Linked DNA regions of Homo sapiens: region 2 is linked to region 1. The links are chromatin loops, found by intact Hi-C in ENCODE. Cell type or tissue: upper lobe of right lung. All regions are shown on one strand. Each heading gives the region's core, and the rest is flanking DNA. Links, peaks and the distances in the headings are about the cores only.

What was found. Peaks named below come from ENCODE experiments on the same cell type or tissue, not always from the same donor. Only the 100,000 strongest peaks of a DNase experiment are listed, where the experiment ranks them.
Region 2: it touches region 1 in a loop (2.4-fold over the local background); 3 of 110 quality-filtered maps call a loop at or near these places.

The regions. Positions count from the first base shown.
Region 1 is chr4:1,454,014-1,468,553 of GRCh38, reverse strand. No RefSeq gene overlaps it. Among named protein-coding and RNA genes, the nearest start is that of NKX1-1, 55 kb to the right of the region's middle. In upper lobe of right lung, for the core only: no CTCF peak of the experiment used is centred there; a DNase peak (open chromatin) is centred at 5,693; H3K27me3 peaks cover 5,406 bases.
Region 2 is chr4:1,402,077-1,416,616 of GRCh38, reverse strand. It overlaps NKX1-1 (NK1 homeobox 1), which reads left to right and starts at 10,175. Exons shown (of 2, transcript NM_001290079.1): 1 at 10,175-10,637; 2 at 12,802-13,685. The coding sequence starts at 10,175. The coding sequence ends at 13,685. RefSeq lists enhancers at 793-1,466, 10,224-10,814 and silencers at 5,862-6,156, 13,102-13,396. In upper lobe of right lung, for the core only: no CTCF peak of the experiment used is centred there; a DNase peak (open chromatin) is centred at 5,986; H3K27me3 peaks cover 7,507 bases.

The sequences.
Region 1 (14,540 bases), core at 2,283-10,282:
ATCATCACCATTATCATCATCCCCATCATCACTATCACCATCATTATTATCATCATTCACACCATCCCCACCAACATTATCACCACCATCACCACCATCAGCAGCAGCATCGCATCATCACTGTCAGCATTAACATAATCATCACCATTATCATCAACATCGCCATTATCATCAACGTCACCATCATCATCATCATCACCATCATCAGTAGCATCACCATCACCATCACCATCACTATCATCATCATTATCCCTACCATCATCACAATCATCACCACCATTGTCATCACCATGGTCACCACGATCACCACCACCATCATTATCACCATCACCATCATCATCATCACAGTCACCATCATCATCACCATCACCATCATCATCATCACAGTCACCATCATCATCACCATCACCATCATCTTCACCATCATCATCACCATCACCATCACCATCAGCAGCAGCATCACCATTACTATCACCATCATCCCTACCATCATCGTCATCACCATGGTCACCACCATCACCATCATCATAATCACCACCATCACCACCATCATCATCACCATCACCACCATCATTACCATCACCATCATCTTCACCATCATCACTACCACCATCATCATCACCATAATCACCACCATCACCACCATCATCACCATCATCACCACCATCACCACCATCATCACTATCATCACCACCACCACCATCACCATCACCACCATCATCACTATCATCACCACCATCACCACCATCATCATCACTATCATCATCACCATCACCACCATCATCACTACCACCATCATCATCACCATCACCATAATCACCATCATCACCACCATCATCACAATCAACACCATTATCACCATCACCATTGTCACTATTGTCAACCCAATGATGATCTTCTTCATTATCTTCACAATCATCCATCATCATCACCATTATTGTCACTGCCATCAACCCTTTCGTTATCTCCTTTATCACCACCATGACTGTCATCATCATCATCATCATCATCATCATCATCCAAAACCAATTTTCAGCTGCAAAGTCAAAGGTAAAGAGAAGCACTGAATGACTTGCTGAAGGCCACTCGGTCTTCTACAAGGCCACTTTTTAGAAGGGTTCAAACACTCAAACACCTTCTGATCTTCTTCTGTACCAGTCCCAGAAGAAATGCCACGCAAGCAGCCCCCACAGTGCCCTACGCTCTCTACCTTCCTCCTGGAGATGTGCTGATTTTCTGGCCCATGCCCACAGTCAATTCTGCTTGAGGCTTCTGTATCCTGCTCACTCCCTCAGTCATGCCCCATCTCTGTAAGGCCAGAGAATCCTTTTCCATAATACCCAATAAATAACCTGGATTTAATTGAATTAATATCGACAGCATGTAATTGCTCCTGGTTGTTCAAGCCTGCTGAAGAGGGGCGTGAGGGGGTGGGGCAGTGAGGTTATTGCTTTAAAAAAAAAAGGCCCTCAGCCCCGAGCAGCGTTTTGGCCTTATTATTATAGTTATAATGAGGGCGGCTGATTTGACCTCTCCTTCCACAATAGCGCAGCGCAGCCTGGCTAAATAAACTGCCAAAGTCCTTTGTCCCTGTGGGCTGTTTCTGGGTAATTAAAATCAATAGGGTCTTCCTCCAGCTCTCCTTAGCCTCATCAAGCCTCAGTGCTCAGGGCTGCCAGGTGTAAGACAAGCAAATGAACTTGCAGGCCCCTGGAGGGGTGGACTCAAGAGCTGCTTGCACACGAACCAATGGGGCGGGACGGGCAGCGCCCCGGCCAAGCCCGCTTCCCACCTGCTGGTGGCTGTCCTCCAGTGCTGTGGCCTCCCTGGGTCCCAGGAATTTTGGAAACAGCCACAGTCCCAGAGGTGATTGTGTGTGTGGCGGAGGTGGGGCAGGGGGGAGGCTGCAGTGGGGGGACTCCAGAGTGGGCCGTGAGGCCAAGGTCTCAGGCTGCAGCTCCGAAGCCAATGGACAGAAGCCCCCAGGTGGGGCCTGGGGTCTGTGAGGAGGATCAGAAAGGGTTCTCCCCACCCGGGCCGGTATCCTTTGCCCACTCTCCCCACCCCGGCCAGGGACCTCTGCCTTCCCCACTCCACCTTTAACTTCATGGAAGGTGAAGTAAGTCCCTGTGGAGCACTGGACTCCCCTCCCCAGCGGCCACCCCACATCCTGTCCCTAGTCCCAGGGTGGCACTCAGTGGCCACGCGTGGACTCTCTGGACCACACAAGCTTCAGGGCCCTTGCTCACTGCTTAGCGGGTGGGCACCGAGGGGCACCCACCTGCAGGGTCCTGTCCTGGGCTCTGGGGCCCAGGAAGTGAACGGCATAGAGCCCACACCAAGGCAGGGAGGCCGGCCTGCTGCACTTGGAGCAAACTGGGAAGGAGCTGGCACAGGGTGTGGGCAGTGGGGCGGGAGGGCCCCGAGGAGGCCGTGGCAGGTGCAGGGACCAGGCCCTGGGAGGCCGTGGGGGCAGATGAGTGGATTCCAGAAACACGCCAAGGACAGAGACTGAGAGGTCTGTGAAGATGGGGTGGTGGGGGGCACTGACGTGAGGGTGAGGGGCCAGCCGTGGGGGTCATCAAGCTCAGAAGAGCCAGTGGAGCTGGAGGCACCCACTTGGGGTCCTCAATGTGTGGATGAGGGATGAGTGCAGACAGGGCAGGGAGGGGTCAGGGCAGCACCGGGTGCCCACAGTTAGAGGATGGGGCCTGGAGAGACAGAGAAAGCAGCACGGAGCCAGGGCAGGAGAGTCTGCAGGGAGCAGAGCTGGGGTGCTGGGCCGAGCTCGGGGTGGCCGAGCTCCAGAGGCAGGATTGGAAATGCCCCCAGGGGCTGAGGCCACACTGGGCTCCTCCCCGCCTCCTCCTCCTCAGCACCCTGTGAGGCAGGGACCACAGTGCTCCTTCTACAGATGAGAGTGGTCCTCATACTCAAGGTTGCGCGGCTTGCCCTGTCCTCCTCGTCCCCAAAACAGACCTCGGCCCCGCCCACTTGTCCACTCTGGGGGACCCCTGCCGAGTCTGCCTGGCCACTCAGGGACCTTCTCACTGGTCACCACCACGGACGCATCCTCCCTCTCCTGCCCCTTGCTCTGGCCCAGTCTCCTCCCTCAAGGCCTCGGCGGCTCCCCCTGCACTGGGCTGTCTGTCCAGCTGTTTTTGAGGCTGCCCCCACAGATCTCCCCGCCCTCTGACATCCCTTCTCCTGGCCCCCTCCACCACAGTGCCCGGCGTCTCCTCCCCAGCACCGCACAGTCTGGCTGCCAGGTCCGGCTTTAGTCCAGAGAGCAGGCTTAGAGGGCAGGGGCAGGGGTGAGGCAGGAGCTGCCCGCTGGCTACAGCCCCTAAGGGAAAGGCCCCTTCTGGATGTAAACTGTTACATTTCCACCCATGTGTGTGAGTTTTGGCTTCTGCTAGGCCCTGGCCTGGCCTCAGGCCTGCAGGGCTTGTCCCATGTGGTGGGGTGGGGACCACAGCACCAACCTGGGGAGGCCGCTGCAGCCTGGGAGAGGCTCCACCTGAGGCCCTTCCACCCCAGCCTCTCCACTCCCGCTCAGAGCTCCCTCCCTGCCCAGCTGCTCAGAATCCTCTTCAAGACAGCCTGCAGCAGGGGCTGGAGTCAACCGCCTGTGCCCTGGGACCCAGCACGGAGCCTGGTGACCCACAGGAGACAGCCAATTCCTGTGTCCGTCAGGGTCCAGCCGGAGGCAGAGCTGACACAGGCCACCCTTGGTGTGGGCTCAACGGGTGAGTCCCAGAGGGTGGGGGGAGCAGGACCAGAGGCCCTCGGATCCTGATACGTAAGGACCTGATGCTGGCAGAGGGAGGTGGCCCCAGCCAGCCCTGCGGGGACACTGCCCACCAATCAGAAGGCGAAGGGTTGGGCTCGGCCAGGCCACCCGCCCCTCACCTCCACTCAGCGGCAGGTTCACCAAGGACGTCTAACAGCCCAGCTCTGGCCTTCCTCCCACACAGCCTACGGGCCACCCAGTGCCCGATGACACCTGACTTTGAGGGTCTCTGTCTGGCTTGCCGAGGACCAGGAAAGAGTTTATTTCCATTCTTAAAAGAGGTTTCAACTTCATGATCCTCCGTAAGCCCTCTTTTCCTAATTAAATGTAGCCTGAATTAAATTCCTTTCAGGGTGCGGGGGCAGCCGGCGCGCTGACCAGCCAGAGGGACCCTCACCCCTCGGGGTGGGCACGAGCAGCAATCACAGGACAGTGATCCATGGGCCAATATCCCCAGCACCCACGCAGCCGACCCCAGGGCCGCTATTAGCTGCTTTTTAATTAACTGTCCACCTCTCCCACCCTGGGCAATCAGACGCCCAGAAGAGGGAAGGAGCAGCCAGGCAGTCTGGTGTCCATGGCCTCCTTTCCTGCTGACGCTGTGGGGCTGCCGGCGCCCCCTGAGCCGCACTCCGGGGCCTCTGTGTCTCCCCGTCCTGCACAGTGCAGAAATCCCAACCTTCACCCACATTCCCTCGGGTCTCCCAGGGCCTTCTGGTCTTCTCGGGTTGGCTGGGGGAACACTGGATCCTGCAGAGGCAGTGGCAGGAGTGAGGGGCCTGAGGGGCCCTCCGGGGAGGGAGGGCAGGGGCTGGGGAGGGGACACCCGAGGTAGGAGGGGGCAGAAGGCCTGGCAGCAGGAGGACCAGGGGTGGGGGAGCCGTGTCGGCCACGGGGTCAGGGGGCTGCGGCTGCCCCCTCCCTTGGGGATGCCTGGGGACACGGTGCACCCCACAACCACCAGCCACCCCCCAGGGCCTGCCCACAGCACAGGGGTCCAGAGACCGACAGTGGTGAATCAGGTACGCGCCGACTGGACCTTGGGTTTCCAGAAACTGCCTCCAACAGAGATCCTTGGGTTTGAACCCAGGCCCAGACAAAGCTGGGACCCCAGCCCCACTCCTGCACTTATTTCATGAAGCTTTGTGGGCACTGAGTCGCTGCCTTCCTGCAGCAGAAATCTGGTGGGAGAGAGGGGCACAGACGGGAGAGGGCAGGCTGCCTGGCGAGGAGGGGGCAACGGTTCAGCTCGGTCGGCATGGGGGCCACTTTGAGGAAGTGACTTGGAGCTGAGGCCGCAGCAAGGGAGCAGTGAGCTCCACACAGCTGTGGGTCTCGTGCTCCCTGCAGATGGCATGTGCAGAGGCCCGAAGCAGGCAGGGATGAGGTCAGCGTGGCTGGAGCGTACGCAGGAAGCCGGCGGCCAGGGAGGAGAGAAAAGGCTGGGGGCCCACGGGGGAGGCTCTGCGGCCTTGGCTGCAGGCTACAGGAGCTGGCCCCTCTGAGAGCCGGAGGGAAGGACAGCTCTGGGCTCCTGACCCAGGGGGCCCTGCCGGAGCCCTCTCAGGCCCTGCCAGCACGGCCGCCACAAGGCCCGGCTTATTCCCAGGACCCCAACTGCAAGCAGAATGTGGAGCCCACACAAGGGGCTTCAGAGAGCTGCCAAAACACACGCTTACAGCCCCTGGGAGGTTCACAACCAGCAACACATGCCCACACACCTGACACCCTCCCACACACACCTGCACTCCCCACACACGCCTGCATAGCCCGCCACCAGCACACAGACGACCACCCCCCACACTGGTGGAGGCCTTGGCTCCCTGGCTGGCTCACGCTCCATCCACTCCCACCGCCTGTGTACACAGCCCCACGGGGGCCGCCCACCAGGCTGTCCTCTGCGGATGCTGGACACTGACCCACGCGGGGCTTGTGGGGGGGCGACGTGATAACTCTGCAGTCTCAATGAAACGCTGCCGCCAGCCCTTGGCTGGAGGATGCTGGGGGCGGGGGTCCTTCTCCAAGCCTCCTTTCCTTTTCCCCAGCTCCAGGGCTGGAACATCAAACCTCAAGCCCCTTCTCACGCTCCATTCGCAGGGGACTCCAGTGCTTTCTGATCTGACACCCGCCTCCCCTGAGTGTGGCTCCTCTGGGCTGGGACGGGCTCAGGAGTGACGGGAGCAGCATAGGACATGGCGCACATTCTGTTCTCTCCCTGTGGCTGGAACACAGTGTCTCGGGGCCTTCCCTGGCTGGGGGACAACGTGTGTGTGCACCTGGGCCCTGAGCACAGGGACTGGGCCTCTCCTTCCTCTGGAGACCCCACACGTGCACAGTGTGTCCTCCGTGACGAGCAAACATCAATATTCCTTAATCCACATCCAGTATCATGAAGCCCAGTGGGTGGCCACTGGGGGCTGCCCGGTAGCCTCGGGCCAGCTCAGTGGGGTCCTGGGTAGCAGCTTCTCCCCCCACTTGGAGTCGGAGAGCAGCCTCCAAAGACCCCCGGATCCCCCCGGGCACAGACCGAGGTCAGGTCACCCCCAGTGTGCTCAGGACCGGGATGCAGAGGCCGCCGGCATCGCGCAGGCTGGGACTGGAGGGAGGCGGGGCGGGAGGGAAGCCTCCTGGGAGAAGTTGACCCTTGCAAGCGAACAATCCCTGGCGATTTCCCAGTCAAGTCCCGGCAAGCAATCAGAGCCCCCCGCCAAGGTTCAGGAGCACGGATGGAGGCGAGAGGGCAGCCTCTGCCTTCATGCTTTATTCCCTGACAGTATCCATCTTTCCAAATTGATTTTTGATATCCATAGTGACCTGGAAGGGAGACACGGCGATAACTCTTAGAAAGTGGAAAACAATATTGTCGCCACAAATATGAATTACTGGCCGCCAGGTGAAATCTACTGTGCAGTGAATTATGTGACCCTGGCACTCCTATAATTCTTGGGAATTTTATAGAGTCGTGAGAGGGCCTGTGGGCGCTGACAAGCACTTAACAGCCAGAACCGGCCCCACAACTCTCGGGGCCATTTGATTTAGCCGTCCCGGGCACTGTGGGCCACTCTGCCCTGTCTGGGAAGCACGGGGAAGGAGGGGGGTGGTGGGCCGCCACGTCTGGAGTTTCAGACTTCATCTGAGGCTCTGATCATCATTCTCAGGGCTGGAGACTCTCAGACGCTGCCTCGTCGCTGTCATGGGCAACAGAGCAGCACCCGCTCTGTTCACCCTCTGTTCCCTGTTCACCCTCTCTGTCCCCTGTTCACCCTCTCTGTTCCTTGTTCACCCTCTGTTCATCCTCTGTTCTCTGTTCACCCTCTCTGTTCCCTCTGTTCACCCTCTCTGTTCTCTGTTCACCTTCTCTGTTCCCTGTTTGCCTTCTCTATTCCCTCAGCGGGTACTTACCAGTGGGAGTAGGTGGTGGGAGACCCGTTTGGCCTTGTCAAGGGTCCACACACCTTCTGTGAGAGGGGCCTTGGGGCTCACCTGGCCCAACCCAGAGTAGGTGGACACCCAGAGCCCCACAGCAAAGGGCGTCCTGCCACCTCACAGAGCAAGGCCAGGCCTGCCTTGCGGGATGAACACAGCAGAGGACATCTGGGGGGCAGGTGGAACCAGTGCTGACCAGTGCCTGTCCCTGGAGGTGAGGCAAGGCTCCCACCCAGGCAGTCAGGATCAAGTGGTAGGGAGGCCTGGGGGCTGTGCTGAGCCCTGCCCACAGCTGCTGTCCATTGGTTGAACAAAAGCACAAAGGGGCCGGGTGCGGTGGCTCAGGCCTATAATCCCAGCACTTTGGGAGGCCGAGGCAAGCAGATCACCTCAGGTCAGGAGTTCAAGACCAGCCTTGCCAACATGGTGAAACCCTGTTTCTACTAAAAATACAAAAATTAGCTGGGCATGGTGGTGCATGCCTGTAATCCCAGCTACTCAGGAGGCTGAGGCAGGAGAATTGCTTGAACCCGGGAGGTGGAGGTTGCAGTGAGCCGAGACTGCACCACTGCACTCCAGCCTGGGTGAGAGAGCAACACTCAGTCTCAAAAAAAAAAAAAAAAAGTACATAGGAAGGAATGAGAGAATGGATGAATGAATGAATGAATGAGAGAACTAACAAAACAAGGAGGGAGGAGGGAAGGAAGGTGGGAAGGAAGGAGTAGCTGAGTGAGTGAACGTGAGTGCCCATCTGGCTGGCCAGAGCCAGAGACAGTGGGAAGCATTTCTGAGCTCAGACCCAACCTCCAGCTGCCCCAAGTCGGCCTTGTCTGATGGGGGGCATTTGGGGCCCTGGGGTGCAGACGTCGGGGAGAGAGGAGAGTCAGTCAGTGTGAACGCTGTGGAGGTGAACTCAGTGGCAGGGTTAAGGGGAAGCACCTTGATGTTCGTGCCCCTGGATCAGCTCTGTGCCCATTACTGGCTGGGCTGCGGGCTGTCCCCACCCCAGGGATAGCCAGGGATCCTGGGGCTGCGTGTCTGGGTTGAAGTCGGGGACATAAGGTGGTGGGGAGTTGCGGGAGAGGAAGGGGCTGCTGGAAGTTGGGGCTGAGGGGGTCGCCGTAGGGCCTAGTCATCAGGGTCCCTTGCTGACCAGGACTCCCCAGAGCAGGGCGGGGCTGGCTGGGCAGCTCCCCACAGGTGACGGCCACCTCCTCCAGGACCCCAGCCCCAGGGCCACTCAGAGATGGGGGTCCGCATGGGAGGTTGAGGGAGAAGCCACTCGGCCAGGTGTCCAGGACGTCCTGGTTGTCACTGATGCCTGGAACTGACTGGAAGTGGAGTCCACAGGCTTCTCCAGGCCCAGACCTCGGTTCCTCGTTCTCCGACACCCAGGATCTCCCTCAGTCCTGAGACTGGGATCCACGCTGCCCACTGGTTGCAGGAACTTCCTTTGCCAGGGTCCTGGGGGGCAGAGGCCGGGACTGCAGGGCTAGCCCGGGTCTGTCCTCTGGCCTGGAGTTCTCTTGGCAGCCCGGCCTGGGGGCTCCCGCTGCACCACCTCGCCACCAGTTGGGGGTGGGGGCAGGACCAGGACGAGTGCCAGATCGCACCGGGAGGCCTCGAGGGTGGGATGTGGCCGACCGTCTCCCACGGTGGGACAGCAACAACACAAATGTCATTTAATTTACATGACAAAGTGGCGCCTTTATTGCGAGCTGACAGAATGCCGCTGGGGCAATTTCCGAAAATTATTTAAACAATGTAATGAGTTAAATGTCAGCGCTGGCTAATTATGTTTATGCTAATTGTTAATTAGCCCTATAATGCAGACAGTCTTAATTAACAATGGTCGTGAGTGTGGGTGGGGGCTCTGGTGGCTGACACAGACTGTGTGGGCTCGGAAAGGGCTGGGAGGTCCCGGGGGCTGGGCACAGGTCCTGCCAGCCAGGCCTGGGCACCAGCCCGCAGCTTCTCCTGTGTGGCCTTAAGGTCCCCTCAGCCACCTGCATCCATGGCAGAAGGACCTCCAGAGGCCAAAGTGTCCTTCCTCTCCCTCTCTCCTCCCTCCCCCGTCTCCATCCTCCTCCCCTCTCCACCAGGCTGAGGACAGATCGGAAGGAACCTCACACAGGCCAGCTGGGCAGATGTTGGGGTCCTGGTGGCCCAGCCCTGCATGAGCCCCTCCTGTGGGAAGGACAATGTGGCTCATTGTTAGGGGAGGATAGGCTGCTCAGCCAGGCCCCCCCAGTCACTCACCACCCCCCAGAGCGCTGCCAGGAGAGGATGTTTAGTCCCCTGTGATGGAGGAGAAGTCAGACACCACTGGGGAAGGCTCTCCTGCCAGGCAGGGAGCTGAGGCTTAAAGGCCCCAGAGCCCCCACACTTTCCTCCAAGCCCCCTTCTACTGGGCCACCTGGACTCAGGGAGGGGTTCTGCCTTACACTCCATGACTTCCCAGGGACCCTGACCTCACTGGACAGGACCCTGGGGCCACCCTATGGGCAGAGCGGGCCACTGTGCACCCAGCTGGATGAAATGAAAGGAACAGCCACAGGGACTCCCTGGGGTGGGGGCCCTGGTCTAGGCCATGGGGGGCTGAGCTGGAGAGGGAGAGGAAACAAGCAAAGTCACCCAGAGGAGCCGAGATGGGAGACCTCTTGAGTAGGATCTAGGAAGTGTCAGGGAGAAAGAGGAGGACTGGTCTTACAGGGCCGGGTGGGATTTGCATAGCACAGGGCAAGCATGGAAGCTGAACCAGACACAGGGAACAGAGGGAACAAACACGGAACAGAGATGACAAATACACAGCTGAGAGGGCAAACAGGGAACAGAGAGGGCAAACAGGGAACAGAGAGAGCAAACACAGAACAGAGAGTGCAAACACGGACCAGCGAGGACAAACAGGGAACAGAGAGAGCAAACTGGGAACAGAAAGGGCAAACACAGAACAGAGAGGGCAAACACAGAACAGAGAGGACCAACAGGGACCAGAGAGGACAGACAGAGACCAGAGAGAACAAACAGGGACCAGAGAAGACAAACAGAGACCAGAGAGGACAAACAGGGAACAGAGAGGACAAACATGGACCAGAGAGGACAAACCACAGAACAGAGAGGACAAACATGGACCAGAGAGGACAAACGTGGAACAGAGAGGACAAATGGGAACAGAGAGGACAAGCAGGGAACAGAGAGGACAAACAGAGAACAGAGAGGACAAGCAGGGAACAGAGAGGACAAACAGAGAACAGAGAGGACAGAGTGTAAACTAAAAATAAAATCCTAAGCTCCTCACCAAATAAATGGAGCCCCTCTATCCAAGGGAACCCCAGCAAAACCTTAAAGACTTGGCTCCCAGCCATGATGGAAAGGGAGGTGGAACTCACCCCGTTTTAGTTTCTCCTTTTTAGAGTGTAGCCACAACTGACCGGCATTAATGTTGGTGCCTAAACATTAGAGGTCATTAGAGATCATTGGAGATCTGGAGATCACATGACTGGCAGAACAGACTCTTCATGGGAATAAGATATCAAACTATAAACAGGTCTCAAAAGCTACGCCAGGCAAGGGTAAGTCCCACCTGCGGGCCATTGATCCTGCTAAGCAGGGCATATTGTGGCTGACTGACATACCATCCTTATCTTAAACACTCCTTTCTGGTTTTTGACAAAGTTTTATTCCTTTAATCAATTGCAGATTAAAGGATCTCTGAATCTACCTATGACTCGTGATATTGTCTGGCTTTGTGTTCCCACCCAAATCTTATCTTGAATTGTAATTCAAATTGTAATCCCCATATGTTGGGTGAGGGACCTCGTGGGAGGTGATTAGATCATGGGGCAGGTTCCCCCATGATGTTCTTTTGATAGTGAGTGAGTCTCACCAGATTTTATAAGTGTCTGGCATTTCCCCTGATGGCACTTCTCTCTCCTGCCACCATGTGAAGAAGGATGTGTTTGCTTCCCCTCCCACCATGATTTTAAGTTTCCTGAGATCTCCCCAGGCATACAGAACTGTGAGTCAATTAAACTTCTTCCCTTTATAAATTACCCAGTCTTGGGTAATTCTTACAGTAGTGTGAAAATGAACTAATACAGTAAATTGGTACCAGGATTGGGGCACTGCTAGAAGGATACCTGAAAATATAAAAGTGATGTTGGAACTGGCCAGCTGGCAGGGGTTGCAACAGTTTGGAGGGTTCAGAAGAAGAAGAAAAATGTGGAAAAGTTTGGAACTTCCTAAAGACTTGCTGGATAGCTTTGAATAGAATGCTGATAGTGATATGGACAATGAAGTCTAGGCTGAGGTGGTCTCAGATGGAGATGAGGAACTTGTTGGGAAGTGGAGTAAAGGTGACTCTTGCTATGTTTTAGCAAAGAGACTGGTGGCATTTTGCCCCTGCCCTGGAGCTCTGTGGAACTCTGAACTTGAGAGAGATGATTTAGGGTGTCTGGAGGAAGAAATTTCTAAGCAGCAAAGTGTTCAAGAGGTGACAGAGCATTAAAGTTTGGAAAACTTGCAGCCAGATGATGCAGTAGAAAAGAAAACCCCATTTTCTGGGGAGAAATTCAAGCTGGCTGCAGAAATTTGTATAACAAGGAGCCGAATATTAATTTCCAAGACAATGGAGAAAATGTCTCCAGGGCATGTTAAAGACCTTCATGGCGGCCCCTCCCATCACAGGCCTGGAAGGCTAGGAGCAAAAAATTGTTTTGGAGACCTAGGAGGAAAAAATGGTTTCATGGGCTTGGTCCAGGGCCCCCTGCCGTGTGCAGCCTAGGACTTGGTGCCCTGCATCCAAGCCACCTGAGCCATAACTAAGAGGGGCCAAGGTACAGCTCAGGCCATTGTTTCAAGCCTCAAGCCTTGGCAGCTTCCATGTGGTATTTGTCCTGTGGGTACACAGAAGTCAAGAATTGATGTTTGGAAACCTCTACCTAGGTTTCAGGGGATGTGTGGAAATGCCTGGATGTCCAGGCAAAAGTTTGCTGTGGGGGCAGAGCCCTCACGGAGAACCTCTGCTAGGGCAGTGCAGAAGGGAAATGTGGGTTTGGAGCCCCCACATAAAGTCCCCGCTGGGGCACTGCCTAGTGGAGCTGTGAGAAGAGGGCCACTGTCCTCCAGACTCCAGAATGGTAGATCCACCCAACAGCTTGCACCATATACCTGGAAAAGCCACAGACACTCAACACCAGCCCATGAAAGCAGCCAGGAGGGAGGCTCTACCCAGCAAAGCCACAGAGGCAGAGCTCCCCAAGGCTGTGGGAGTCCACCTCTTGTGTCAGCGTGACCTGGATGTGAGACATAGAGCCAAAGGAGATCATTTTGGAACTTTAAGGTTTAATGACTGCCCTACTGGATTTCAGACTTGCATGGGCCTGCAGCCCCTTGTTTTGGCCAATTTCTCCCATTTGGAATGAATGTATTTACCCAATGCCTGTACCCACCCTGTATCTAGGAAGTGACTAACTTGCTTTTGATTTCACAGGCTCATAGGCAGAAGGGACCTGCCTTGTCTCAGTTGAGACTATGGACTTGGACTTTTGAGTTAATGCTGAAATGAGTTAAGACTTTGGTGAACTGTTGGGAAGGCATAATTGTGTTTTGAAATGTGAGAAAATGAGATTCGGGAGGAGTCAGGGCTGGAATGATATGGTCTAGTTCTCTGTCCCCACCCAAATCTCATCTTGAATTGTAATTTGAATTGTAATCCCCACATGTTGGGGGAGGGACCTCATGGGAGGTGATGAGATCGTGGGGGCAGTTTCCTCATGACGTTCTCATGATAGTGAGTGAGCCTCACAAGATCTGATGGTATTATAAGTGTCTAGCATTTCCCCTGCTGGCACTTCTCTCTCATGCTGCCATGTGAAGAAGGATGTGTTTGCTTCCCCTTCTGCCATGATTGTAAGTTTCCTGAGGCCCCCTTCAGCCATGCAGAACTGTGAGTCAATTAAACCTCTTTCCTTTATAAATTTCCCAGTCTTGGGTAATTCTTCATAGCAGTGTGAAAACAAACTAGTAAAACTTGTAAGCCTCTGTTTTGAGATTTCCTACCTTTTCGGGCTGAACCAATGTATATCTTTGATATAGTTTAGATATTTGTCCTGCCCAAATCTCAAATTGAATTGTAATACCTAAGGTTGGAGTTGGAGATGGGGCCTGGTGGGAGGGGTTGGAACATGGGGATGGATCCCTCATGAATGGCCTGGACTCTCACCCTGGTGATGAGTGAACTCTCCCTCTGAGTTCACATGAGATCTGGTCATTTAAAAGTGTGTGACACCTCCTCTCCATTCTCTCTGTCTTTCTGTTCTTCTGGCATGTGATGTACCTGCTCCTCCTTTGCCCTCCACCATGACTGGAAGCTTCCTGAGGCCTCCCCAGAAGCAGATACCAACACCATGCTTCCTGTACAGCCTGCAGATGTGACTTTAGAGAGGACAGTCCCCTCACCCATACCACTGCCACACAGAGAGGGAAAAAGAGAGAGCACCCATGCATATGTGTGACCTTTCAAATCACAGCCCCACCCATTGGTCGACAAGGCCCAATTGGCATTTTGTAGATTACAGTTTGAGCAATCAGATTATTCATGCCTCCTTTACTAGGGAGAGGTGTCAGAGGTAGAAGGCTTCCCACTCCCCTCTCTCTGTCTCCAAGGAGGTCATTCATCCTTGCTAGAGCACACAAAGACCCCCACCGCACCTCTGCAGCCACATCTGTAATGGTGTCCCCACATTGGCACCTCCCACTTCCCTCTCGATAGTGGAGGGAAGGTAACATAGCATTACACTACTGATGATGGTAGGATAACATGAAGAGCAGGGGCTCAAGCACTCCTGCCCCAGAACAGGCTACAGGGCCAGGGAAGCTATGCTTTTTGATCAAGGAAACATATGTGCATCCAAATCCAAATTCCTCCACTGAAAAGCTGTGTGACCTTGAGCACTTTACTCTCCTGAGTTTCCTTATTTGTAAAATGGGAATAGCACTTCTCTGTCTGGGTTGTATTAGGGTAAGAAATGAAGTGTGCAAAGCATCTAGCATGCAAAAAACACTTGATATGCTTGATCAAGCTTTATCATCATTGCCATCAGGCATCACCATCACCTGATGGGGTGATGATAGTAATGATAGTAATGGTGATGACTGTGGTAGTGATTGTGTTGGTGACGATGATCGTGATGGTGATGATAATGATGATGATAGTGATGATGATAATGGTAATAATGGTGGTGGTGATAGTGATGTGATGATAGTGCTGTTGGTGGTGGTGATGATGGTGACAATGATAATGTGAGATTATGGTGGTGAT
Region 2 (14,540 bases), core at 2,173-10,172, 52 kb after region 1:
GAGGAGGTGACTTCAGAACAAGGGGACAGCCAGTGCGAAGGCAGCTGGCCCGCTCACCCCTCAGGCAGCAGGGAGGCCGTGCGGTGGGGTCGTGGGAGCCAGGAAAAGGAGAGGAAGGGTGGGCAGGGCAGTCCCGGCCGGCCCCATGGACTCTGGCTACCGGCATGGGTTTCAGTCTCTGAGTGTGGGGTGGTGGTGGAGGAGCTCGAGGTGAGGACTGGACTCCACACATGCAGGGAATGGTCCAGCCAGGCCCTCACTTCAGAGAAAGACAGGAAAGCCGGAGGGGGACAGGGGCCCTCCAGGCCCCAAAAGAGAGCCAAGAACGTGGGCACCTGCCCCCCCGCCCCCCGGCCAAGTCTGCAGCTGCAGGCCAGCAACACAGGCGGGCGGGCCCTCCACCCCAGTCTCTCAGTTCCGCCCTCCGCCCCAGCCTCTCAGTCCCACCCTCCACCCCAGCCTCTCAGTCCTCCTGGCCCGCTGAGGGCCCCACCTCAAGCAACCCTGCCTGACGTGCCCACTGGCTGCGTCCGAGGAAGCTGGGCCATGCTGGGCCTGCTGGTGGGGACGAGGCCAGCGAGGCGGGCAGCAGTATCCCAGGCCTTCGCAGCACCTGTCCCCAGATTAGATTTCCCCTTTCTCATTACCACCGTAATGGGTCCTTCAGACCTCATTCCAGCCCTAGATATTATCTGACCCGTATAATTAATTAATTATAGCCCAAATATTATAGATTATTAAAAATAGCATAACTAATAGTGTAATATCTCAAGCTGTCGACTTTAATAGTCAACATTGTCTTGGCGGAGCTTATCAGCCCGGGACACCCGGTGAGAATATTGATTCCGGGTAATTTTAGCCGTCATCTGCCATCCTGACGGGGAATTGTCAGGTCCTCACCCGAGCCGGGCCTCATTTGAAATCGTTAAACCTCCGCGCAGCTCACAGTGGATCTTAATGTTTCCTTTTTCTCCCCTTCAATATGTTTCGGCAACAGAGAGGAAAATAAATGGAGAATTGAAGTGCTGGAAGTGGGATAGGAGGATCCGTTCAAGAGGAGGGGGTGACTGACTTGTCTCTTGCCTTGGGGACGCTGGACTCTACATCCCTCGTCTTTTCTGGGGGGCTCCTTTTGGCCAAGCCCACGAGGCTGTGAGGGGGAGGGGCCAAAGGACAGGGCCGAGGGACTGAGTCGCACACAGACACCGCACATGGCACTGCAGCCCGGCCGGAGACCAGGGGGCCCACTCCAGGGGCCCCGCCACAGGCCCACGACAGAGGCCCCGGACACGCTCAAGCCAGGAGCAGAAACACACGCATCCACGCGCACAAACCCACGGACGCCCGGACGCTCACACAGGCCGTGGTTGGCATGCACCGTGCGGTCACACACGGACACGGACACGCGTGGATGCCCCGCAATGCACACGATCGTAGGGACACGTGGATGCGGACACTCGGACACACCGCGCGGTCTCAGGCGCACGCACCCACTCGGAGATCACAGGTCGGACGCGCGGGACGGACACCCACGCGCCACTCACGGGGTCCTGCGGGTGCCGGGAGGGGCCGAGGCTTTGCAGGGGACGGGGGGATCCGCGAAGGTCGCAGAGAATCAGAAAATGTAGGGGCGGCGCGGGGAGCGGGCGAGGGCGGGGCCGGCTCCCAACCGCCGAGAGGAGGGGGGCGGGCGCTGCTCTGGGGGGAGGGCAGCTGCGGGGGCGGTGCAGGCCCGGAAGGGAACGGCCCCTGGGGGAGGGGCTCGGCGGTGCGAGGGGCGTGGGGGGGGGGTCGCTGCGGGGTGGGCGGGGCCTTCTGAGACCCCGGCCTTGGGCTCAGCCGGGGGCGCGCCACGTGAGCGCGCAATAGCCCGTGCTCACGCGCCCACCCCCACCCACCTCCCGCGGACACGCGCCCACCCCCACCCACCTCCCGCGGACACGCGCCCACCCTTAACCCCTCCCGCGGACACGCGCCCACCCCCACCCACCTCCCGCGGACACGCGCCCATCTCCACCCACCTCCTGCAGACAGGCGCCCACCCTTACCCCCTCCCGCGGACACGCGCCCACCCTTAACCCCTCCCGCGGACACGCGCCCACCCCCACCCACCTCCCGCGGACACGCGCCCATCTCCACCCACCTCCTGCAGACAGGCGCCCACCCTTACCCCCTCCCGCGGACACGCGCCCACCCTTAACCCCTCCCGCGGACACGCGCTCACCCCGACTCCCTCCCGCGGACACGCGCCCACCCCGACTCCCTCCCGCGGACACGCGCCCACCCCGACTCCCTCCCGCGGACACGTGCCCACCCCGACTCCCTCCCGCGGACACGCGCCCACCCCGACTCCCTCCCGCGGACACGCGCCCACCCCGACTCCCTCCCTGCGGGCGGCCCCAAGCAGGCGGTGGCGCCAGAATCACTCTCCAAGGCTTCCGCAGGAGCGTTCCTCAAACTCCTAATTATGATTCACGCGCGTGATGATGATAATTTAATAATCGCGGAGCTGCGGGAGGCATTAACCTCAATTAAGCTCATTGTGCGGCCTGACCCGCCCTCCCTACGCGCCCTCCGAACCCAGAGCGGCCCTGCAGGGCGGGATGACGGTGCCGAACTCGTTTATTGAGCACCTGCTGTGTACCTGGCCTCTAACCCCTTACTCCTCCTTCCTCCCCGCACCCACCCTGGAAGCTCCCTGCTCCCCTGCGCCAGGCAAGGGCCGCCTTCTCACGCCTGGAGCCCTCCCAGACCGCATCCGCCGCCTCCCTCCTCCCTGAAAGGCTGCGGTAACCGCGGGGTCTCCCTGAGCGCGCTCATCCCTGCCCCTTACGACCGCCACAGTGCCCACCCTGTCGGAGGAGCCACGAGGAGCCCCGTGAGTGATAACGGGGGAGTGGGCTCCTCGTGGGGCACGGCGTGCTGGAAGAAATGCTGGCACCCGCGTCTGGGGTAACGGTGGGGAGGATAGAGGTGAACGCATGGAACCCTGTCACAGAGGGAGAAACTGAGGCAGAGGAGCCAGGTGAGATGGGAGCCAGGTAAGAGGGTGGGCTCCAGGCAGACGCACGGTGGTGGTGCTGAAGTCACGTCTTCTCAACCCCAAGACTCAGCGGCCTGCAGTGGCCAGGGACACCACTTCTTCCAGGCGGGTGGTCTCTGCTACAATGCCTCTGGGTAACAACCCCGAAGACAGGGTCGAAGCGGCACCGTCTCCTGCTCTGGGCTGTGGTCGGCTCAGTGTGTCTGCCCTTGGTGGGCTCATCAGGATGAAGGCTTCGCATTGGATCCAGTTGGCTCCACGCCTTCATTCCAAGTCCCAGGCTGAGGGAGTAATTGCTCCCTGCAGCACGTTCTCATGGAGGGGGGTCTCCAACCGGCAGGGGGCCCTTATGGCCTGAGCTCAGAACCCACACCTCACCACTCTGCCCACTGCGGGTCATGGGCCAAGACCAGCTTCAGCGTGGCTGGAAGTGTTTGTTCCCCAGAGGAAGGCCATGGATTGCGGAGAGGGTAAAGGGAGGAGAATTGTGGGTAAATTCTCCCATGGGTCACACTGCTGATTCAATTAACGCTTCCCCAGTTGGATGGGGCTGCAATGAGGGAAGACGGGCCCTACTGTGAATGCACACCACACATCCTGGCTCCTGATTTGAGCTGGAGCCAAGCTCCACAGCATGGCAGGGATGACCACTCCCCCTGTGCAGGGGACTCCCCAGGTCTCTGTTTCCATCCTCTTCCTGCACCGCCTCTGGGGAAGACAAAGCCGAGCCAGAGGCAGGGATTCAGATGTGTTCAGATGCCCGGGACTTACCAAAGGCAGGGATATCAAGAGGGAGTCCAGGAAAGACAGAGCCAGAACTGGACAAAAATACCTCTCTGTAAAGTCCCCCGTGGCCTGATCCGAGGGCAGCTCGGGGGTGTAAATCCCACCAGCCGCTCAGCCATGGAGGAGGGGGTAGTGTGCTCCCAGGTGTCTCTGGGGGCCCAGGGAAGTTCCTCCAAGTTAAGCCATGACACAGCAGCCCAGAGCAGGGGTCCACCAGCCCACACGGAGAAAATGGATCAGTGCCAGACCACACTGTTCGTGGAGGACAGAGTCAAGGTGGCCAGAGCCGTTTCCCTGCCCAGGGGCTAGACAGATGGACCAGGATGTCAGACAACTAAAAGGGTGGAGGTGGGGTGCACAGGCTGAAACACTGCCCCACCTGCCAGCATTGGGCCCTTCACTCTTCCCTGTCCCAGAATGCTTTTGCCTTTTGCATCCTGCCTCTACAGTCTCGGGGGCACGGGGGCGGGGGGGGGATCCGCCAGTGAACAGATAAAGGTCACGTGACGTGTTAAGGCAGAACTGTGAAAGCTTGGGTTGGAGGGGTGCACAGGATGGCACCTGCCTTACTTGAGGAAATCAGGGTGGCCTCCAGGTGGTGCTGCCACGAAGGGGAGCAGGGATGATGCATGTGCACTAGTGAGTGGCTAAGGGCACCGAGAGGACATGGCAGCTCGGCCATCCAGGCACAGGGAGGGGCTCGGAGTAACCACCAGCAGAGAGGACATGGCAGCTCAGCCATCCAGGCACAGGGAGGGGCTCGGAGTAACCACCAGCAGAGAGGACATGGCGGCTCGGCCATCCAGGCACAGGGAGGGGCTCAGAGTAACCACCAGCAGAGAGGACAGCTCGGCCATCCAGGCACAGGGAGGGGCTTGGAGTACCGGGTACAGGCCTAGGGAGCATACAGGATAGCTGGAAGGATCCAGCCAGGAATGGCCCCTGATACCAGGCTGCAGAGCCTAGACATGGTCCCTGGCACTTCTGGAAGGGGAGGAGTACTATTCAATTTACATTTTAGAATGATGGAAAGCAGACAGGAGGCAGCCAGTCTGGGGCAGTGGCAGGCAGAGGCCAGGCGGCCAAGGCACCCCCAGACCCCCACTCAGGAGGGGTCTCCTGACCATGTGTCTCCAGGCAACATGACTCTGGTGATTCCCACACAGACCCCTAGACGACTGTGGCAGCCACAGACAGGAGAATGCCTATGCTTCAAGCCCTGAGTACCAGCAGGAGCTTGGGGACAAGGGAGGGAATGTGGCCATCCCAGGCAGGCTCCAACCTGGGCATGCTGCTGCCCCATGCAGTGTAGCCAGTGGCAGGCAGAGGCCAGAGAGGGCAGGGGCAATAAGAGAGAGTCTGGAGGGACAGAGCCTGAGGAGTAAGGACCCCTCTGGGCTTGGATGCTTTCTCTCAGAGACCAGTCACACAATTACCTATGACTTTGCACATGAAAAACGCTGTGTGAAAGGAACCCAGCGTTCACATAAAAATCCTACCACTTACCGGCCAGGGGCACTGAGCACAGCGTGGGTCCTCACTGGCCTCAGGCTATGCATCTGTAAGGTGGTAATCCCTGCCCCGGCCTGACCCTGTGGTCGGTAAACCCTCAGGAGCCAGGGTGCTCTCCAAGTTCAACCAGCAGCACCCGGGAGAGGGAGCCAGCCGCGGCCGCCTCTGCAGCCCTGATGGGAAGCCAGGCGTCCTGCCCTCCACATAGCACCCATGTCCCCAGTTGTTCCAATTGTTTGTATCTTCTTGTTTTTAAGTTTAAAGGGTTTCAGCCTCACCTTTGCATCTCTGGTGGGCTCCTCGCCAGAAGCCAGGCCCTGTGCCACGTGCTTTCCCTCCTTAACTCGCGCAGCTTGCAGGTAGGAGAATGGAAGCCCACGCGGTGAGCGGCCTGGTAAACTTCTGGCCCTTTGGTGGATGCTGGCTTGGTCGAGGTGAACGGGCTGGCTTTTGATCGGGCTGTGTAATGTACGCCGTGCCAAGACTCCACACACAGCCTGCCGCCCTCTTCCTCCCCTGGGGCATCCCAAAGTTTGAGAAGGAGTCGAGGGCGGGGCAGGGAGGTCAGAGACGGCGGGCTGGAGGCCAGGAGACCCTCGGAGTTGCTGGCGCTGTCCGCGGTGCTGAACACGGCCCGAGCCCGTGGCCTCCGGGGGCGAGGTGGGAGCGCGCTGTCCGCGGTGCTGGCGCTGTTCGCAGTGCTGAAGCTGCCCTGTGCGGAGGCACACGAGGCTGGGGCCGCGGGTCTCCAGAGCTGACGTGCTCTCGAGGTCAGAGCCTGTGTCCCCTCTCGCTTCTGGTGTCCCGAGTGTGGTACACTCATTCTGGAGGAGTCACAGGCCCCTAAGTGGGCATATCTTAGAGAAGGAACCCAGGCCTGAAAGCAGAGGGCTCCCCTCTGACTTCCCAAACTCCGGTGATCAACATGGGTCGCCGTGGCGCGAGTGTGTGCAGGGGCGAGAAGAGGGGACACAGGAGCCTCCTTCCCCGTCCTCCGCCCGCACCCCCCGCCCCCGTCCGGCCGATGCAAGGAGGTGCACAGCGAGGCTGTGGGGCCAAGTGTGGGGTGGAGTGCACTTCGCACGAGGCAAACACTATACAAAGTGGAGGTGATTATGCCTCTGCCCAACCCTAGAGCCCCTGGGACCCTGCTGCCTTTCCAGCCTATCCAGCTAAAGCTTTCCAGGCAAAGAGAGAAGGGACTTCCCTCCATGCACCAAGTAAAAGGCTGTGACCTTGTCGTCATCATTCACCCCATGAGGGGAGGGTATCAGGACCTGGAAGCTCGCATGGGACTCAACCCCTACAATTGACAGATGAAAAAAATGCGGCGGGGGGTGGTTCATAAACCCATGCTGAGTTCGTGGCAGTGGTGGCTGGCTCCCCCTCTTCCTCTTGTCCCTCAAACTTTAAAAACCTCTAATGCTGGGGAGAAAATCCTCGAAGTCTCAGCTCCCACCCACTCCTTTCCTCATGCTCCCTTCTAAGACCCTTTACCACCACCCATACTTCTGCTCCTGTCCCAGGCGTGTTCCTGCCAACGCCCACACCCAAGCCCATCGTGACCCCACCTGGACCTGCAGCAGGGGAGAGCTCTGCAATGGAGGGAATGTTTCCTGTGCACTGGGCAGGCAGGGGCAGCCCACCCCCGGCACTGATTTCACCTGTCAGTGCCCACCTGGGGCCCTGCAAGTGAAGCTGGTGTCTTGGAGATAACCCGAGATGGCAGATGGGCAGAGATTGCACAAATGGGGGTCTAATTGACAATCAATTGTGATTAGGAGTGAAAGGACGTCTTTATAGCCCCAGACATGCTAGGTTGAGATCGGGGAGGGGAGGTATGTTTCTGGGGATCTGAGAGAGGAGGAGGGGTGCCCTGCATCTCTGTGGCTTACCTTGTTCCTCAGAGATGGGGGAGGGGTGGGGCAGGGGAGCATGCAGCGATGCCGTCTCCAAGCCTTTCCCAGGGGAGGCGACGGGAGGTGCCCTGTGTAGCTCCGGGGGTCCCCTCAGGCTCCACCACCCGGCCCCTGCTCCTCTGAACCTGACTGAGAACTTCGAAGTTCATTACCCTGCCCGCTGCGGCTCACACGAGGATGGTGTGGGGCAGAGAGGGGAGGGGAGGGAAGGCTCGAGGAGAACCTTGGGGCCCACAAACTTCAGATAGCCACGTGCTTTCGTCAAAGTGGCACTCAACCCTGGCCAGCCCCCGCCCCCATCAGGGAGAACATTCTGCAGTGCTCGATGTGCACGTGTTTGCTGGGAAACGAGTCATAATTGTATATTATAACGCAATTCCGTTATGCTATTCCCTATCGTATTTAATGTGTTATATTTACTATGTTTTAGCGACAACCATCATACATACTTCATCTATGTTGTATAAAACATCTTTTCCATGTGATTGTGTTCGTTTTGAAAGTTGTACTAAGAGGGCTGTGTGCCCATTACCCATCCCTTCCTCACGCGCAGGTGTTCCAACTATCTGGGACCCGGCAGGGTGGGTGTGTGGCTACTAGTGGGAGATGTTTGGCTGAGGTCAGGCCGTGGCAGGGACGGAAGCTTTGAGTGGGTTGTGCTTGCAGGGAGACCGGCAGCCAGGTCAGGGGTATGCCCTTGAGACCTGCCCGGCCCTCCCCGACCCAGGCCTCGCCCGCCACCCAGCGGTCTCCTGGGGAGGGGGCGCAGCAATCTGGAAAGTGTCTGGTGTGCCCCTCCTCGGGAAACAGTGAAAGAGGAACCAACACCAGCGCGGAGCTGGCGCTGGCGCTGGCGGGGAAGAGGGAGATGCAGGGATGCCAGCGCGTTTGTGAGGGCTCTGCAGGGCTTGTGTGCCTGGGTGCTCGTGAACGGATGCTCGTGAACGGATGCTGGGTGCTTGTGTGTGCTACGCACTTGTGAACGAGTGTGTGTGTGAGTGGCGTGTGCACCTCTATATCCAAATTTAGCTGGGGGAGGGGGAGAGAGTGAAGACCAAGGTGTGGGCAAAGGAGATAATTGCCTCCCTGCGATGGGAGATTACCCACCCTCCTTCCCCAGAGGTGATTTATAAGTTAAAGATAAAGAATAATCAAGTCCTGGCAAGGAAGGACACGGTGCTGTGGACCTGATTAGAATCTCGGGATGGACCAGCAGCGGGGAGGGCGGGGGAGGGGAAGGGGAGGGGAAGGGGAGGGGAAGAGGGACGGGAAGCCCTGCGCCCCCCCCCCGCCCCGCCCAACCAGTTCCAGGCTCCCTGGGGCTCAGCGTGTCCGAGCTTGGCCCAAATTACAGCCGATCGGTCCACCATTATTTCTCCCAACTTTTAATTTCTGCTTCCAAAGGATCATTGCCCGCGGTAATTGCAAAGGACCGCCCTGCGCGCGGAACAGGCTCCGGGGACCGCAGTGTAAGGCGGCGCGCACACCCGCCGGTGCACGCGCCCGCGCGCTCACACCCTGAAGAAGCGCGCGCGCTCGCACTGCCGGCGCCCACCAGGGTCCACCTGCGTCTGGCTGCTCGCTGCGTGGGCAGGAGGAGGAGGGAGAGGAGCGACCCGCCGGGGAGCTACCACGATCCCGCACTGGGACTCCGGACGCCAGGCCCAATCCTCGAGGGCCGAGGGCCGCGGGCCGCAGGGCCCTGTCCTGCAAACACCGCCGCTGTAGATAAAACGTACCCAAATAAAGACTCAGGCCGCGGGGCTTCCTATTTATCCAGATGTGGAGAAGGGGGCATTTGTCGTATTCTTTTTGGAAGAAACACACATTTTCTCCTTACTTGAAGAGGATCGATTTTATGTAGGCCGCCTGCTGTGTGTGCAATTTGTCGGTCCCCCTTTTGGGGGCGGGTTAAGAGGGACAAGCAGTCTCTCATTTTCGATTCCACTTCTAATGAGCGGCCCGGGGACCGCCGGCTCCGCCCCTCTGCTGGCACTCCAGGTCGGGCCCTAATTTGACGACGTGAAAGGGGCGGGCGTGGGAAGGGATGGAGGGGCACAGACCCTGAGCAAGAGAGACCCTGGAGACGCAAAAGGAGACCCCAAGCGGGAGCAAGTGAGAGAGGCGGGACCGAGACCCACGGAACGCGCGGGAGGGGGCTGCAGACCCGGCGGAGACTCGGAGAATCGCGCGTGAGAACCTCTCCCCCCATCCCCACCCCAACTGCCGAGGGGCGCCAGAGCTGTGGGAGCCTTCGGAGCTCAGGGCCCTGCGCGCTGGGGGCCCGGAGGAGAGGCCAGGCCAGTCACCGCATCCTGCGCCGGGATGTCCCAGCCAACTCTTGGCGCTCGCTGGCCCGCGCGCCCTGGGGTCGCTGCGGCCCCGCCGCAGATTGATCCCGCAATTATTTAAAAGCCGGGGCTGTCTCCTCCCCCTTAGCCAAGGAGGCTGGCGCGCCGTTTCCGGACGAGCGGAGGCGCAGCGACGCGCCGCTGACCACCACAGCCGCCTGCGGACCGCTCTGGGCTCCGGGCTGCGTGTCTGTTCGTCCCGCCCGGCGGCTCCGTCCGTGTGTCCTGTGCGGGGTCCGCCTCCTCGGCCCGGGACCGTTCGCAGCCAATTAGGCGCGCGCGCTAACGAGGGCGGCGGAGCCCCGCGGCCGCCTGCGGGCGCACGTGTGTTCGGCGTGTGGGCGCGTGGGCGCCTCCGGCGGGGCTGCCATAAATGCGCGGACCGGGCGCCGCGGGCGCCTAAGGCGGCGGCGAAGGCAGCACCGGCCAAGCGCAGGGCGCGGCGCCGAGAGCGAGCGGAGCAGCGGCCGCCTGCGCGGGGTCGTGTGGAGGTGCGGGGGCCGCCAGGGATGGGAGCCCAGTAGGTGGCGGGGCCCGAGCCGCCGGAGCGGCGGGAGGCCGGCATGAGCGCTAGCGGCCCCGAGGCTCCTGGGGACATTCCCGCGCTACCGCCGCCTCCCCAGCCAGGTTCGGGGCCCGCACCGCCCGCTCCCGCCGCCGCTGCCCAGGAAGCTATGGACGGGCGCGCCGAGCTGCCGGCCTTTCCCCGCGCTGGAGCCCCGCCGCTCGCGGCCAGCGACACTGTGCCTGCGGCGCCCGAGGGGGCTGGAGCGGCCCGGCCCGCAGCGCCCCTGCGCCCCACCTCCTTCTCGGTACTGGACATCCTGGACCCCAACAAGTTCAACAGCAGGAGGCGTCGTTGCGTGCTGCTGGGCCCAGTGGCTCCCGCTGCGTGCGCCCCTTGCGCTTCGGCCCCATGCGCCCCTGCACCCGCCGCCTCGGGACGCCCGCCACGCGCGGAGGAGCTGGAGCGCCGCGCCCTCGCCGGCGCCGGGGGAGTCGGAGCCGCCGGAGCTGAGCCGCCGAGTGAGTAGGATGCGCCCGGCACCAGGTCGCAGGGACGGGGGACCGGAGGCTTCTATGCGTTTACGACCCTGGGACACCGTGGCGAGTTGGGTCTGGCCCACGCCGAGGCTCCGTGGAAAGTTCGCTGAGCGCCGGGTCCGCACCAGCCCACCCGTGGCCTCCATCCGACCCGGACTGCAGGGCCTGCATCGCCAGGCTCCTCTGGAGAAGCTTAGCCGGGTCAGGCCCAGGGGCTGCAGGGCTGTGAGGCCGGTCCAGGGTTCGCCTCCGCGCGTCTCCGGCCTAGAAGGGTAGTTGGTGCAGGAGGCGAGGGGCCGCTCGCGGTGGCTGGCCCGTGACCTCCCCGCCCCCACTGTGCCCGCCCGAGGCCTCCCTCCCTCCCTCCTTTCTCCCTCTCTCTCTTTTTTTTTGGACAAATCAGACTAATTGTGACAAAACGCTGGTTATCGCTGGAAAAACAATTAAATCCCTTCGATTACAGTTAAGGGGAAATGTGCTTAGCGGCGGAAAGCGGCCGGTAATGGGGCGGCCCGCGCCCCCGGTCGGGTCGATATCCCATTACGGCGCGTGCATATCTCTTTCAAGCACCTTGCAAACTCCCCCCGAACATCTAAATTATAGGGTCAAAATTCGGATAATTACTCGATTAAAACCTATTACACTTATTAGGGGCCGCTATTGATCGCGAATTGCATTCGACCTGCTCCTGATTGCTTTTTGTGTCCCCTCCTCCTCCCTCCAACTTTCCGGCCCTACTGAAGCACAGGGAGGACAGCGCGGGGCGGACCGGGCTGGGCCGCGGCCACCGGCTCTGCGCCTGGAGGCTGCGGGCCGCACCTGCGCGGGGCCTCTTCCGGGTCGGCCGAGATGGAGGGCGAACAAATCCGGCTGAGTGGAGGGGACCCTACGGACTCTGCGGCGGCTGCGCTCAGAGCCTCCACCTGCGGGGAGTCTATGGGGCGGAAGGCCGGGATCCCGCTGAAGCCGGGAAGGCGCGCGCATACTACAGCCGGGGAGTCATCTGGGCCAGGCACCCGGGGCAGGGCTGGGACGGCGCTCGCGGTCGTCTAGGGGCGGATCCTACTCCTGCTGAGGGTCGCGGGGACCCAGACCACCTGCTGGCCTCCATGCCAGGTGGCCAGTCGCCCTGGAGGAATCTGACAGGAGCGATTGGTCATTTCTTACCGGAGATTTCGGTTCCGACCTGGCCGGAGAGCAGGCCGCGGCTGCCGCTGGGCAGCTCTGTGGAGGGCACCTGCCCCGACTCCTCCTGACTTAGGCCCCCAGTGCCGGGGCATAGGCGACCCTGCCTGGGAGAGATGCTTTCTTCCAAATTTCAGAGACTCAAAATGCAGTCACTTCAGGGCCTCTGCTTGGAGGATGCGGAGCTGCTGTTCAGACTCGGCCGACCGGGCCTTTAGGCCGCGGGGAGCCACTCCGACCTGCACGCCCGCCCAGCCCTCCTGGTGAGGCCGAGCAGGGCCCTACCCGCGGCAACTCTGCGCAGGGGCCGAGGCGCGGGCAGGGGAGCCGGGGCTGACCCTCGCGACCGAAGCTCAGGGCCTGGAGGCTTGAGGTAGGGTCGGGGCCAGGGCATAGGATTTGGGTCCCCCAAGCCCCATTCTCTCGGCCGGCTCCGGCCCCACCGCCGGGCCTGTTATTAAATGCCCGGCAATTGGCTGGCCCTGCGCCGGCGGTAATTGGGGGGTAATATACGCCGAAATAAATTAAATGGCCTTAACTAGTTTGTACACTACACAAAATGAGTTTAATTAAGTGTGTATCAGCCCTGCGGATCGATCAGAGCTTCCACTCCGCTGTGATCTCCGCAGCCGGGCCCGGCCCGCAGCACCCGTCCAGCCCCGCTCAGGCAAAAACGCCCGGCGCCGCGAGAACGGGCAGCGCGGGGCGAGGGGGACCCTCTCCATAGAAAGAAACAAGCAAGGGACCGAGAGGAGACGCGGGCGGCGGGAGGGAAGGACAGGCCGAGGGGAGGGAAACGACAGAGCGAAGGAGAGAGAGAGGAGGCGGGTGACGAAGCAGGAGGCGCTGAGCAGGGGGCGGGAGGGAACCCTGGGGGAGGAAGCGGGGCGCGCGGAGGGCGGGATCTGGGAACCGGCCGGTCCTAACTGCCCTGCCCTGTCCTTGTCCCTCCCTCCCGCAGACGCCGGCGACCCCTTCAAGGCAGGGGAGGCCGAGACCAACGACACCAACGGCTACAGCAGCGGCGGCGGCGGCCACAGCCCGAGCGCGGACAGCGGGGACGAGGTTCCCGACGACGAGGACGACGACGAGGACGAAGCGCCCGAGACGGAGGCGGCGCGAGGCGCGGAGGAGGCGCGGGGAGGCGGCGGCGGCCTCGGGGCCCGCGGGTCGGGTTGCCAGGGCGCGGCTGAGACCGACGCGTCCCCCGGAGCCACCGTCGACGAGGCAGCGGCCCCCGGACCCCGCGAGAACTCGCCCGTTGCCCAGGGCCCACCGGGAGGTGCAGCGGCGCCGGGGGGCGCGGGGACCACCCCGCAGGGCACGGCGACGGCGGCGAAGCCCAAGCGGAAGCGCACGGGGTCCGACTCCAAGTCCGGGAAGCCGCGGCGAGCGCGCACCGCCTTCACCTACGAGCAGCTCGTGGCGCTGGAGAACAAGTTCAAGGCCACGCGCTACCTGTCGGTGTGCGAGCGCCTCAACCTGGCGCTGTCGCTCAGCCTCACCGAGACGCAGGTGAAGATCTGGTTCCAGAACCGCCGAACCAAGTGGAAGAAGCAGAACCCGGGCGCCGACACCAGCGCTCCGACCGGCGGCGGGGGCGGACCGGGACCGGGGGCCGGGCCTGGCACGGGGCTGCCCGGCGGCCTCAGCCCGCTCAGCCCCTCGCCGCCCATGGGCGCCCCGCTCGGCATGCACGGCCCGGCCGGGTACCCGGCGCACGGCCCCGGAGGCCTGGTGTGCGCCGCGCAGCTGCCGTTCCTGTCGAGCCCGGCGGTGCTCTCGCCCTTCGTGCTGGGCTCGCAGACCTACGGGGCGCCCGCCTTCTACGCGCCGCACCTCTGAGCCCCGTGCCGCTCCGCCTCCGAGGCCGCTGCCGGGCCCGGCTGTTTTCTACGATTCCAGTCGTTGACTCTGTACATAACCGGTTGCTACGGAAGAGTTTTAAATTTATAAATGACCATGCGCGTCGGGGCCGGGCAGGTGGCTCCCGCGGGCTCGGCCCGCTGCGAAGCACTTTGCGGAACTTCACTCAATCAATAAACCGCAGGCGGCCGCGCCCCCTTCTCCCAGGCTCCCGCGCCGCCCTCCGCCCGGCCGGGCCCACCCGTGAATCCTCTCCGGTGGGGACCAAGGCTCCTCGGGTGTTGGCCTTGAGCGGGACTCCAGCCCGTTTTCCCACCGGCCTGGCGTCCCCCGGCCGGAATTCAGGCCACTCTGCTGGTGCCTGCCCGTCGTCGTGGGCGCAGGGGCTGAGCGCAGGGGCTCACCCGCCAAGCTGGCTGAGGCTCAGGTCCCAGCGTCACCTCCCTGACCGCCCCCTCCCCGTCCCAAAAAAGATCACAGGTCTCGGAAAGTGACCAGCTGCTTCCTCTTCGCCTCTCCTCTTAGCCATGGAGCTGGTGGGGCCGCGGCATTTTCCGCCTCCTGCTCCCCACCCCTGCAGCCTGCTCCGGTCCCACTCCCCTGCCCCACAGCCCCGCAAGGGAGCACCGGGCTAGGCGTGTCAGCTTGGGGGCGGTGTCAGCTTCGGCTACTGCCTGGAGGAAGAAGCGCCTGCCTGTTTTCCCCGGGGAGAAGGGGCTGCCTGGGCTCAGCTACCTGCCCAAGAGCGTCCCAGCCCATTCAGACCCAGGCCCCCAAAAGTCGGGTCGAGTGCTCCCTCTTGGAGCTGCCACCTCTCCTCCAACGACGCTGGAA